Linked DNA regions of Homo sapiens: region 1 is linked to region 2. A link is a contact called in ENCODE Hi-C data. All regions are on one chromosome and are shown on one strand. The core of a region is the stretch at or near the end of the contact, and the rest is flanking DNA. Distances in the headings are between cores, read along the strand shown. Region 1 has its middle 110 kb from the start of LINC00703. Region 2 has its middle 41 kb from the start of LINC00703.

What was found. A loop is a pair of places that touch in the nucleus more often than their neighbours do. Pooled maps may share reads with other maps.
Region 1: a map of IMR-90 shows a loop between it and region 2 (8-fold over the local background). The contact joins two enhancer-like sites. A Hi-C loop is called at or near these places in 5 of 168 maps with a recorded cell type or tissue (IMR-90, aorta, ascending aorta and 2 more) and 7 of 50 pooled maps.

Annotation. Positions count from the first base shown.
Region 1 is chr10:4,495,731-4,501,907 of GRCh38, forward strand. No RefSeq gene overlaps it. Among named protein-coding and RNA genes, the nearest start is that of LINC00703, 110 kb to the left of the region's middle. Within about 2 kb of position 3,406, at least 3 of the 41 ENCODE cell types and tissues checked have a DNase peak (open chromatin) inside an H3K27ac peak, as active enhancers do; they include ascending aorta, where a contact is called at or near this core.
Region 2 is chr10:4,340,368-4,346,005 of GRCh38, forward strand. No RefSeq gene overlaps it. Among named protein-coding and RNA genes, the nearest start is that of LINC00703, 41 kb to the right of the region's middle. RefSeq lists an enhancer at 3,712-4,911. Within about 2 kb of position 4,269, at least 20 of the 41 ENCODE cell types and tissues checked have a DNase peak (open chromatin) inside an H3K27ac peak, as active enhancers do; they include ascending aorta, where a contact is called at or near this core.

The DNA.
Region 1 (6,177 bases), core at 2,156-4,655, 150 kb after region 2:
ACTCAGGAGGCTGAGGCAGGAGAATAGCTTGAACCCTGGAGGCAGAGGTTGCAGTGAGCTGAGATCATGCCACTGCATTCCAACCTGGGTGACAAGAGCAAAACTCTGTCTTTCTCTCTCTCTCTCTCATATATATATATTATATCATCACATAATATATATAATATATATCATATAATATATATATATTATATATCATATAATATATATATTATATATATCATATAATACATATATATTATATATATCATATAATATATATATTATATATATCATATAATGTATATATTATATATATCATATAATGTATATATTATATATATCATATAATGTATATATTATATATCATATTATATATATTATATATATCATATTATATATATATTATATATCATATTATATATATATTATATATATCATATTATATATATATTATATATATCATATTATATATATATTATATATATATATAAAACTGCTTTGCTCACCAATATTTCAGTCATGACCTTACATTGATAAAAATAGCATTTCCCATGTCCCATTTTGATAGTGGATACTGGCATTACTGTCTTTGCTTTTTTAGGAAGATAATTCTGACACCGAGGGGGCAGTTGGACTGGAAGGTCAAGATCAGTTGTATTCTAATAAAAGAAAAAAGAAAAGTCCTAATTTGTAGTGTTTGTAGATTTCATACTGTGAATACTCCAGCTATGGTCAGTGTCTTTCTTTTTTTAAATTTTTAATTTTTGTGGGTACATAGTAGGATATTTACAGAGTACATAACATGTTTTCATACAGGCATGCAATGTGAAATAAGCACATCATGAAGCATGGAGTATCCACCCCTACAAGCATTCATCCATTGAGTTGCAAATAATCCAGTAACCATCCTTCTACTCTCTATGTCCATGAGTTCAATTATTTGGATGTTTAGCTCCCACAAATAAGTGAGAACATGTGATGTTCATCCTTCTCTGCTGCAGTTATGTCACTTAACATAATGATCTCCAGTTCTACCCATGTTGTTGCAAATGACTCAATCTCATTCTTTTTTATGGCTGAATGGTACTCCATTGTGCATATGTACCACATTTTCTTTTTTTTAGCTTTTTTTTTAGCTTTTTTTGTTTTTTTCGAAATGAAGTTTCATTCTTGTTGCCCAGGCTGGAGTGCAATGGCAGGATCTCAGCTCACTGCAACCTCTGCCTCCTGGGTTCAAGTGATTCTTCTGCCTCAGCCTCCCGAGTAGCTGGGATTACAGGCCTGCACCACCACGCCCGGCTAATTTTGTATTTTTTAGTAGACTTGGGGTTTCTCCACGTTTGTCAGGCTGGTCTTGAACTCTGGACCTCAGGTGATCTGCCTGCCTTGGCGTCCCAAAGTGCTGGGATTACAGACATGAGCCATGGCGCCTGGCCATTTTTTAACTTTTATTTTAGGCTCAGGGACACATGTGTAGGTTTGTTATATAGGTAAGCTCATGTCACAGGGAGTTGATGTACAGATTATTTCATCAGGTACTAAGCCTAGGACCCATTAGTTACTTTTTTTCTGCTCCTTTCCCTCCTCCCACCCTCTACCCTCAAGTAGGCTCCAGAGTGTGTTGTCCCTTCTTACGGTCAGTTTCAAGCTAGCACTTGTTTCACCGGCTCACAAAATTATTGAGCATTCAGCTCTGTGCTCTTGCAGGACTATCCAAGCTGGGCCCCATCCCCACTGGGAAGAGCTCTTCATCAAGAGGACAGGTAGGAAACCATGGACCAACACAAGACACTAAAGACTGGTGGCTGGAGGAGCTAATGCAATGGTGTTCAAATGCGGCAAAGCGTACGATTTGATAGACATTTTTGAGATTGAGGAAATCTGGCAACTGACAGATTTTTTTTAAAAGAGAAGTCATGGAAAAGTATCAATTTTATCACTTGAAAGGTTAACTGGATGATGGTGTCTGTGATTGCGATTCAGCAAAAAAGAGCAGACATTTGTGAAAAAGAAGAATTCAGTTACATTTCAGCACCCTAAATTGCTTAAGCACAGCTGTGGGGCTTGTCTTGGGTGAGAACACCAGGCTACGAGATGCTTTCCTATATAACCAAGGTATAGATAGGTTAACTATTCTATAGACTCATCTACCTGGGAATTTTATAAGAATTTAACAGAACACATTCAATGAAGTATGTCTGTCTTCCTACAGGTAAATTGACCCTATTCTTTATATTCTGGTTTAAAATTAAGAGTATAATTTTCCACTAACCTCCCAAAGTAGGTCTCAAAGGTGTTCCTGGGTCTTTCATCTCCCTGTTCTCAAATATTATTACTTCCTTTTATTCTGTAAGTAAAATCGTCCTGGACTTACTCTCAAGTGTAATTTTAAAAATCACTCATTTCTGCTGTGACAAGTAGCTGGGACCTGAGTACCTTCCCTAGGAATTCATTTTTTATATTTCTGCCACAGTTAACTTCTTTTAAATGTCATGATATCCATCTTTAATAAGTTGTATTATGGAGAACATGGCAAGAATGTGGCCAGAAGGATGAAGCAATTGGAAATTGAGGCACTGAGGAAGGGTTAAGACATGCAAGTTTTTGGCATGGAGAAGAGAAACCTGGAGAGGGGAACATGCGGTAGTTGTTTGTCATCAAGCACGAGGAAAGTGTCATAGGAAAGAGTCCTCAATCTGTGTGTCCCAAAAAGTAAACTCAGAAGTCACTGAGGGAGGCAATAGCAAAAATGAGTTTGGTTTTGTGCCAGGGGGACCCTCCACTGAAGCAACTCAGATGTGGATGGAGCTGCCTTGACGCTGGAGGTAGGTAGAGCACTGGAGATCACCCAAGGTGTCATTTTAAAAGGAATTCTAGCTGTTAAGAAGCGCTGGGCTGGAGGATCTTTAAAGACCTGTTAAATGGAGGATTCTACCATTCTCTGAAATGAATGTTCTCTACAAACCTATCATTCTTCCCTAGTGTTCATGTTTTTCCCAGTGACTGAGTTTTGCAAGCCAGTAACACTAAAGAAGAAACATTTATATTCTCTTTCGCAGTAGAGTTATGTTGAATAAAAGGCCTCAATGCTAACAGAGAAAATATGTGCTTTCTACTTTGGTACACACAGAGAGCTCATTAGTTCTAAATTTAGAAGTAAGCTTTAGTTTTGGAGGGACTCCAAGTTTGACTAATACATTTGACGATGTCCTTGTTAGAAAAAAAAATACCATGATGGAGAATTCTATTTTTCTAGGTTGGTATGTGTGGATGGAGAGGGAAAAACACATGCTCTTTTCTATGCGCTAATTCCATCTGTTCACAATTATTGAGTAGGTGTGCCAATTGAATGATGCTCAGTACACAGTAGGTAGGCAACGGGTGCTTTTAGTCTGACAGTATTTATAGTTCCTACTTGGCAGAGGTAAATCACTTAGCTAATTCTCAGAGCGTCTTGATTTAAACCAACTGCTCTATTTTTCTCCAGGGCAAGCTGCCTGGTAATGAGACACTGGTCAACCACAAGGCGTCATTTTGTTTCAGCAAAGTCTATTGAGCACCGATTAGGTGTAAGTAAACAAAGATAAACATAAGGAAATTAAAAAATAAGTAAGCAAAGGTAACCAAGATGCTGCATTTAAGAATCTGCTCTCAAGGAACTTGGTCTTGGCAGAAAGACACGTTTGAATAAGTAACTTAGTATCATTATCAGTGCTCAAAAAGCCTGTTATTTAGCATAATTTTTCTCTAGGAATCTTAAAAAACCACTGTATAGATAGTTCAAAATTCTCTAAACTACCTTGCTTAAAAGCATTCAATAACTTTAAATAAAGTATTTCAGTGTAGAGTAGTACTTTACCACATATTTTTCTCTCCATGAATATCAAAATAAATAAAAATAATTTGTCAGAAGCTTTATGTATTTTAAAATTAATAATAAAAATATTAAATATCAAATATATGGGTTTAATATGTTTAAAATATTAATTTTTAATTCTATCCCCCAAAATCATGACATTGTTTCCTATATGGAATTCTAAACCACAGTGATGTTCCCGTCATAATTCATTAGGCTAGCTCTCCCTCCACCGTTGACAGCAGCAGGAGGACACCAGCAGGGAGAAGTGGCAACGTGGAATGGTCAACTACACACGTATGCCTCTGGTGCCCACTCCTGCACCCTCTGATGAGGAGAAGCTGGGTGAAATAGTGGGACAGGTGATATTTAGTTACAAGCTAAATAACCACTGGCATCACCCTAGGATGTCACCATAACATGTTTTCCTCTTCCTCATCTCTCTGACTCTCTTGTTAACTTGATTGTAAAGTGGATGGACATCCCATTAGAACTCTGATTTACAAACTAATATTGACAGAAACTTTTTTCACACTGTACTAACTCAGACACACAGGCAGTTGTGTTTTAGATGCTGTTAATTTGTTAGAAAGAGAGTTGGCAATGGTGGTGACCCTGGATCACTACACTGAAACAGGAAAAGACAAAAAAAATCTAGAGATAAGTAAAAAGAATAAATATTCATGTACACTATATTTTTTCCTAAAAAAGAAAACACTTAACAGTTTGATAGGCCTACATGGAATTGACCTTCTAATATGTGGCTAATCATCATTTAATAATACTTAGAAACTAAAAATACTAATGAATCATTGAATGTCTCTCCATCTATTCAAATCTGTAAGTTCCTTTAATACATAAAGGGTTTTTCCCTAGGGAGGCTTTTGACTTCTTTCTTTAGTCAATTCTTTAAAATGTTACAGTTTTTACCATGAATGCAAATATCTTATATACTATTTTATTTTCTAACTTTTTACTGTTAGTGAAGATAAATATTATTAGTTTTTGTAAATCGGTCGTTGTAAAGTGACCTTGATAAACTATTGTGTTTATTCTAACATTAATAATTGTTTGATTCTTTGGCTTTTCTATGTGGATGACCATATCATCTGCAAAGAATAACTATTGTAATTCTTTCTTTCCAGCATAGCAGAAGTGATTGTGAACATTTTTGTCTAGTTTCTAGTCATAAAGGAATATGTCAGAAGTTTTGCATAATGTCTAATATGACAGTTTTATGATATGTAACCAAATTAAGGGATTTCCTAAATCTTATCATGAGAAAATACCTGTCAAAACTAAATAATTGGCCTCTGAGTTCTAAGAACTGTGAGGGTCTGAGATTTTACTCTGCTTACAAGCTAAAATGTTAGCTTGCTACATTGTGATGGATGCCGGCAGAAGACGTAAGACTCCTAGGTCAGAGACAAAGACTTCATCACACACAGCAGTCACAGGAGCAAGAGAACCAGCTTTTGCGTTGGTTTCCTAAGATCATTTCCCATAAGGCAGCACAAAGAGGACCAGTAACACCTGCACATGCAGCAGGTTGCATTACCATAGAGGAACCATGAACTCAGGGAACCTGAATCTTTTATTAGGTTGATGCAAAAGGAATTGGAGTACAATGGGCAGTAAGTACGTCCAGAGCAAGAAACCCTATTTATCTTCCAAAACTATTTGCTAAACAATCATCTTTAAAATGATAATCTGGAACAAAAGTAGTCAGTGTCTTTCCTTGCAAGATATGCAGTAGCCAAAGAAATCCCAGAGAACTGTCATGCCGCAGTCAACTTCAAATTATCAAAATCAAGAAAATCAAGGAAAGTATGAGGAACTTGTCCAGACCAAAGAAGCCTAAAGAGAAATGATTAACTAAAAGCAACCTGTGATCCTGAGCTGGCTCCTTTACTATGATAAACATTGAAACAATTGGAGAAATTGGACCTGAGGGTCAGATACAGTAATGCGTCAGTGCTGACTTCCTGGCTTTGAGGATTATGAGTATTGAGGTTATGCAGGAGGATGCCCTTGCTTGTAGGAAAAAGATACTAAAGTATTTGGTGGTGATGGGCTCCCAGCTGACAACTTTATCTCAGATGGTTCAGGGTAGAAAACAGATTTTTTTTCTATCCTTTTAGTTCTTCTCTAATTTTAGGATTGTTTCAAAGTAACGTGGGATTCTGAGGCTTTGGGGAAAAGTAATGTTTTGATTAGCATATCAATGCATTTATACTTTTATTAGTTTAAGCAAGCTTCAATGTCTTCCTAAACAATTTTTATCTACATATATTAAAATGTTTATCTATGTAATTGCTGTGTTAAATATATTGTTGTAT
Region 2 (5,638 bases), core at 3,019-5,518:
GTTCCAAATGAGAAAATTTAATATTTTCCTCCAGAACATTTGTCCTTGCTCTGTATACTGTATCTCTTCCAGCTCTCCCACTGCTTGCTTTTCTGACTTCCTTCCTCCTCCTCCCTCCTTTTTCCTGCCTTTCAGCATCTTAAGGAGCCCAGTAATCCAGGTTTTCAGTACAGCCTGGAGCAATCTAAGTTGAAAAATCTCTTTTGCAAACATCACAGTCATAATATGGTGAAAATTTATCTTCTTTCTTCCAGCTTTATGAAAACGCTTACCGTTGTAGGGGATCTCCCCTAAAAGTGAGACTTTGTAGGACTCGGGACCCCACCCCACTGCTTAGAAACCAAAGGGGCAGGTATTTCCTCCTTCTTCCCCCAAGTCAATGTAATAGGAGGATGTGATCTGTGTTAGGCCATTGGATGCTAGAAGTAAGAATTATTTTTTAATTTAATTTTGAAGAAGTGTCACGTGCCCCAGAGACAGTAGACGGTTGCTTGGGAAGGTGATGCAGGTTACAGTCCAGCAGCACTGGTGGTGGGGGCAGAGGGGTGGGATCGGTTGCTGAGGCAGAAAACCTCTGGCCTGGCAGGCAGGCCTCTGGTGGCCTCTGCCACGTTCCCCAAAGCCCAGCCTCCTCTGGGTCCTCATTCTTCCCCAGCCTCATTTCCAACACTTCTTATCATTTCTGTAAACTGTTAATATTCATTCAACAAATTCCTTTTCTGCTTAGGGCAATGGGATTTTGATTCTTTTGGTTGCGTCCAAGAACTACACTTTTTTGATATCTTAGAGATCTTTTATTCTAATCTCTCTCATTTTGTAGAAGGAGAAATAGGCTGCTGCATGAGGTAGTGGAAACTGCCCCACTTTTCAGAACTTATCCTGGACCTGATGATCTCACGATTTCAAGTCAACATTTCTCTGTCATTTAGACAAATCTAGGAGGCAAATAAATCTCTAAGAATGAATAATGTCTGGAATGAGTGAGCCATAGTTTTGTAAAACAGATCATGTTTACTGTGAATATTGTACGGAATCTTGACTTTCTTATTCTAGAAAGACATTTTCAGTGATTTTTACAAACGTGCAACCACACTGAACAGAAGTGCTGATCACTGGCCATGCTGGGAGTAACAAAAGTTACCTGTTGTTTCCTAACATCTTTTTCAATATGTCTTGACTCTTTTCACCCCATCACTTGATTCTCTCCTACTTCCTAGGATCTGAGAAGCATTTAGAATCAGAAAAGGCAGAATTGGAATCTGAAAGGCAACAGAATCAGAAAATTTGAAAACTGATTAGATTTGGGGATGGAAACGAAGGCCTAAAAGATGACACTAATTTCTCAATATTGATAAGTAGATGAATTACTAATCACACACACCCCATACACACATACTCACACACATATACACACTCATACATACATACGCCACACCCACACACATGCATGTACACATAAACATGCTCGTGCACACACATACATATATGTACGCACTCATCATGCTCATATACACACATACATGCACCACATAAACACACATACATACATGCACCACACCCACATGCATGTACACACATAAACATGCACACACATGCACATACTCATGCTCATGTACACACATGCACACACACGGGTGCACACTCATACAAACACATATACACACACACACCTCCAAAACAACAAAGCAAAAAAAGCATACAAGATTCTTTAAGGAGAGTGTGCATTAAGGAGAACAATCATCCCTGCACTTAGGGAAGGAGAAGGAAAGATGTCACTGGGTAGCAGGGACAGCTGATAAGTGGTCAGGATGGGCACATAAGGATCAGAAGAAGAAAACCCCCAAGAATCAGAAGAGTAGCAGGCCATGAATGCTAAGAGAAGTGCATGTTCTGAGAACTGCAGGCCAGCAGGGTCAGCCTGGTGCAGGCCAAGGAGCAGAAGGACTCAACATAGGAGACTAGATGGAGGGACCAAGGTAGCATGAGGACCTTTGCAGGAAATGTCTCTCTGGTGTAGATAAAGTAGAACATCAGCGTTAGTCAAGAAATAGCCAGGGGTGGGAATGGGGAGGACCAGAATGTAAATAACCACTCCTTCCAAGAAATCTGCCATTACAAGAGTAGTGGGAGATGGTGTATTCAATCAGACACACATGGCTATAGATTAAATGTCATCTGCCTCTGCAAAAAGTGGAGAGTTGGGCCATTTTGTTAGAATAGGCCTAAATATTCTTATGGGACAAAAAGAAAAATAGAAAATAGAATGAGCCTGCTAGTTTACCTCACTCTGTGCACAGTAATTCCGGTGCTGCTTCAGATTGCATTTTAATAATGAGTTACCGCAATGCGATTCCACCCCGTACCCACTAGGGTGGCTATAGTAACTATTTTTTTTTTAATGAACATAACAAGTATTGCTGGAAATGAGGAAAAACTGGAACCCTCACACATTGCTGGTGGGAAAGGACTATGGTGAAACCACTGTATCCACTGTGAAAAAACGGTTGTTGGTTTCTCAGAAAGCTAAAGGTAGAATTACCCTATGACGAAGCAATTCCACCCCAAGGTATATACCCCCCAAAACTGAAAACAGGTGTTCAAACAAAAGCTTGTGTATGAATAATCATAGCGACATTATTCATAATAGCCAAAAGGTAGAAATAAACCAAATACCCATCCACGATTGAATGGATAAACCCAACATGGTCCACCCATACAATGGAATATGATTTAGGCATAAAAAGGAGAAAAACACTAACATGCGCTCCCACATGGATGAACTTGGAAAACGTCATGCTAAGTAAACAAAGCCACACACCATCTGACTCCATTTAGATAAAATCGCGGGAATAGGCAAATCCACACAGACAGAAAGCAAATTGAGAGTTGCTAGAGTCTGCAGAGAGGAGAGAATGGGGAGTGACAGCTTAATGTGTGTGGGGTTTCCTTCCGGAGGGATGAAAACATTCAGGAACCAGAGAGTGATGACATTGGTGCGGCACTGTGCTTGTACTACATGGCTCTGAGTTGTTCAAATTAAATGGTTAAGATGGTAAATTTTTGTATGAATTTTAATAAAGTATTAGTTGGTTGCTTTTTAAAATTGCTTGACCATTTATGTCTTTATAAAGTAAGGAATATGTTTCTTTTAATAGGGCTCAAAAACTAAAGATTCTGAAACAGTCTCTAGATAACCTTGTAACTGCTGCTTAGACTACGAGGTAGTAATCTGACAAATTTCTAAATTACATATGACTTTTAAATTGTTTTTAAAAAATTATTGTATAGTTGGTAAGCTCCTATTTGGAAACAAGGGAATAATGAATTCTTAAAAGAGCAAGATTCTAGAGATTTTCTGTGAGAATCAGAGGATAAAACACTTTTATTAGAGTCAATGAAGCCATGTGCCCCTAAATATTTTATTTTCAAATTTAAAGTGTATGATTGATTGTCCAAGCTGATAATCAGCACCAACCCTCTCTTGTTTTCCTCGTGTATAATTTATATCCTATTATTTTGAAGAAAGACCCAAGGCAACTGTGCTATCCACATGTGTACATTGAGCCGCAGTCTTCCAGCTGTGCAGTTTCCGGAGCATTAAAAGAGTTATTCTCTCTTAAAACACAGGCTCACATGCCTGAAGTCCCACTCTTAGAAAATGATTTGATTTCTCCTTTCATCCAGGATCCTCTGATAAAGTGCCACTAATGACTCCTGGAGACAGCAGAGCAATGGGGCCCAGGCCAACTGCGTCTTCAGAGTCTGCACTTGTGACAGAAGGGGGCATCTATGTGGAAACCTCAGCATCTTCTCAGTGCATCTATTCCACAGCTGATCTGGGCCAGCTTGAGATTCCCTCTCTCACAGCACCCTCCACCCACCTCACGGAGGAGGCAAAACTATCTCTCAACTTTCAGTGTGAGAGTCTGAAAATGGGGAAGCTTTAAGAAAGACAGGTTTTTTTTTTGTCTGTTTGTTTGTCTGTTTTGTTTTTTCCTTAAAGCCCAAGGCTACCATGTTTATTTCTGGCTTTGGGTTTCTTTCTTGAAAAAAACCCTTTGATAGAAAGCACACCTTGAGTGACCTGCGCACCTCTCCTTTGACACAGATCCATTTTGTTTGGGGAAGTTGCATGGGAGGCAGAGTTGAAGCTGCTGCAGAGGTTTGTATTTCAACAGATCATTCCAGCTATCCACGCTCAGCGCCAGGGAATATGGAGACTATAACATAGTATGTGGCTGACGCAAGTTGCCTACATAACTCAGACGAGAGCTCCACACCCTGGGGCTGTGCCTCGCCACTTCTGTGGAAAACATTCTTCAGAGCTCTTTGGAACAGGATGACTCACATCAGGGGGTATTTTTAGGAATCTGTGAACTTGCATTTAGCTTAGAGATGCAAGATCCATCCAGAGGAGCTCTGAGCCATTACACACGGGCTGTTTTGAATGTTGTAATTCAACCACGGTTTCTTGGTCTACGATTGAATCATCCTCCAGTTAAGCATCAGAAGAAAACAGAAAAAGACTGTTGCTACAGCAGGGCATTTGATAACATGCTAAGGAAATCAGTGCCGGCAGCGGCCCCATGTATATTTTTACAGAAGAGCACCTGCTTGTTCCCAGCTCATCTTGCAATACTTGCTTAAATTTTGCAAATTCACTCCTAGAAATTTGTTGGATTGCATTAAAATATCAACACTGAAATTAGAGGCAGGTGTAGTCAAATGCATTAAAATGCCACTCTAAGCAAGGTCAGCTATACATAGTGCTCATTTATTTGCAGCTTACCTTTCAAACCACTGGAGAGAGGGGCAAATTGGAACAGCAGGTGCGGCCTGTGGAAGCTTTAAGCAGCATGAGACAGTTTCCCCCTGGAAGGTTGGGACCTCCCAGATACGTGTGTGTATATTTGTGTGTGTTATGTATGCATGTGTGTTGTATGTGTTTAAGTGTGTGTGGTTTTTTAATTTTTGTTTGTATGTATGTGCATTTGTTGTGTGTGTGTGTTTGTATGTGTGTAGTTTAGTTACTAAATAATCAGTTCCAGGTAAGAACAAATCAGTCCATCCATCAACCAATGAACAGATGAGTTGTAGGCAGACCTTTCAATGCTGAGAAATAGAATCTTTGTTTCAGTGTCAGGATAAGGAAATTCTGCTGTCAAATGTCCAGAGAATAAGGGTTAGCATTATTTGGGCTTGGAGGCAAGAATTTCTCATCTTCCAGTAATGATCAAAACCTGAACAAATCTAATAATATGTAAATGTCCAAAAAAAGAAAGAAAGGAAGAAGGAAGGGAGGAAGGAAGAAAGAAAGGAAGGAAGGAAGGAAGGCAGTGAGGGAGGGAGGGGCAAAAATGGTGAAGTTTATGAATTAAAGGAAAAAGGAAAGATTTTAGTCAACTTAAATATCGTATTTCTTTCACAGCTGAAGTTTTCTTCGTACATGTTTACGTTTTTTTTTTTCTTCCCTGCCTGATATTTTGATTATTTTTGCTGCTGGTTTGCCAGTATGTAAAATTTTCTCACTGACTGTCCCTTGCCAGAACATGGAAGTCTGTGTTGATTGTTACACTACCTGGGTTGACCAGGGTTTAACGTAAATTCATGAACTTAACAGTGGATTCTTCTCCAAGTG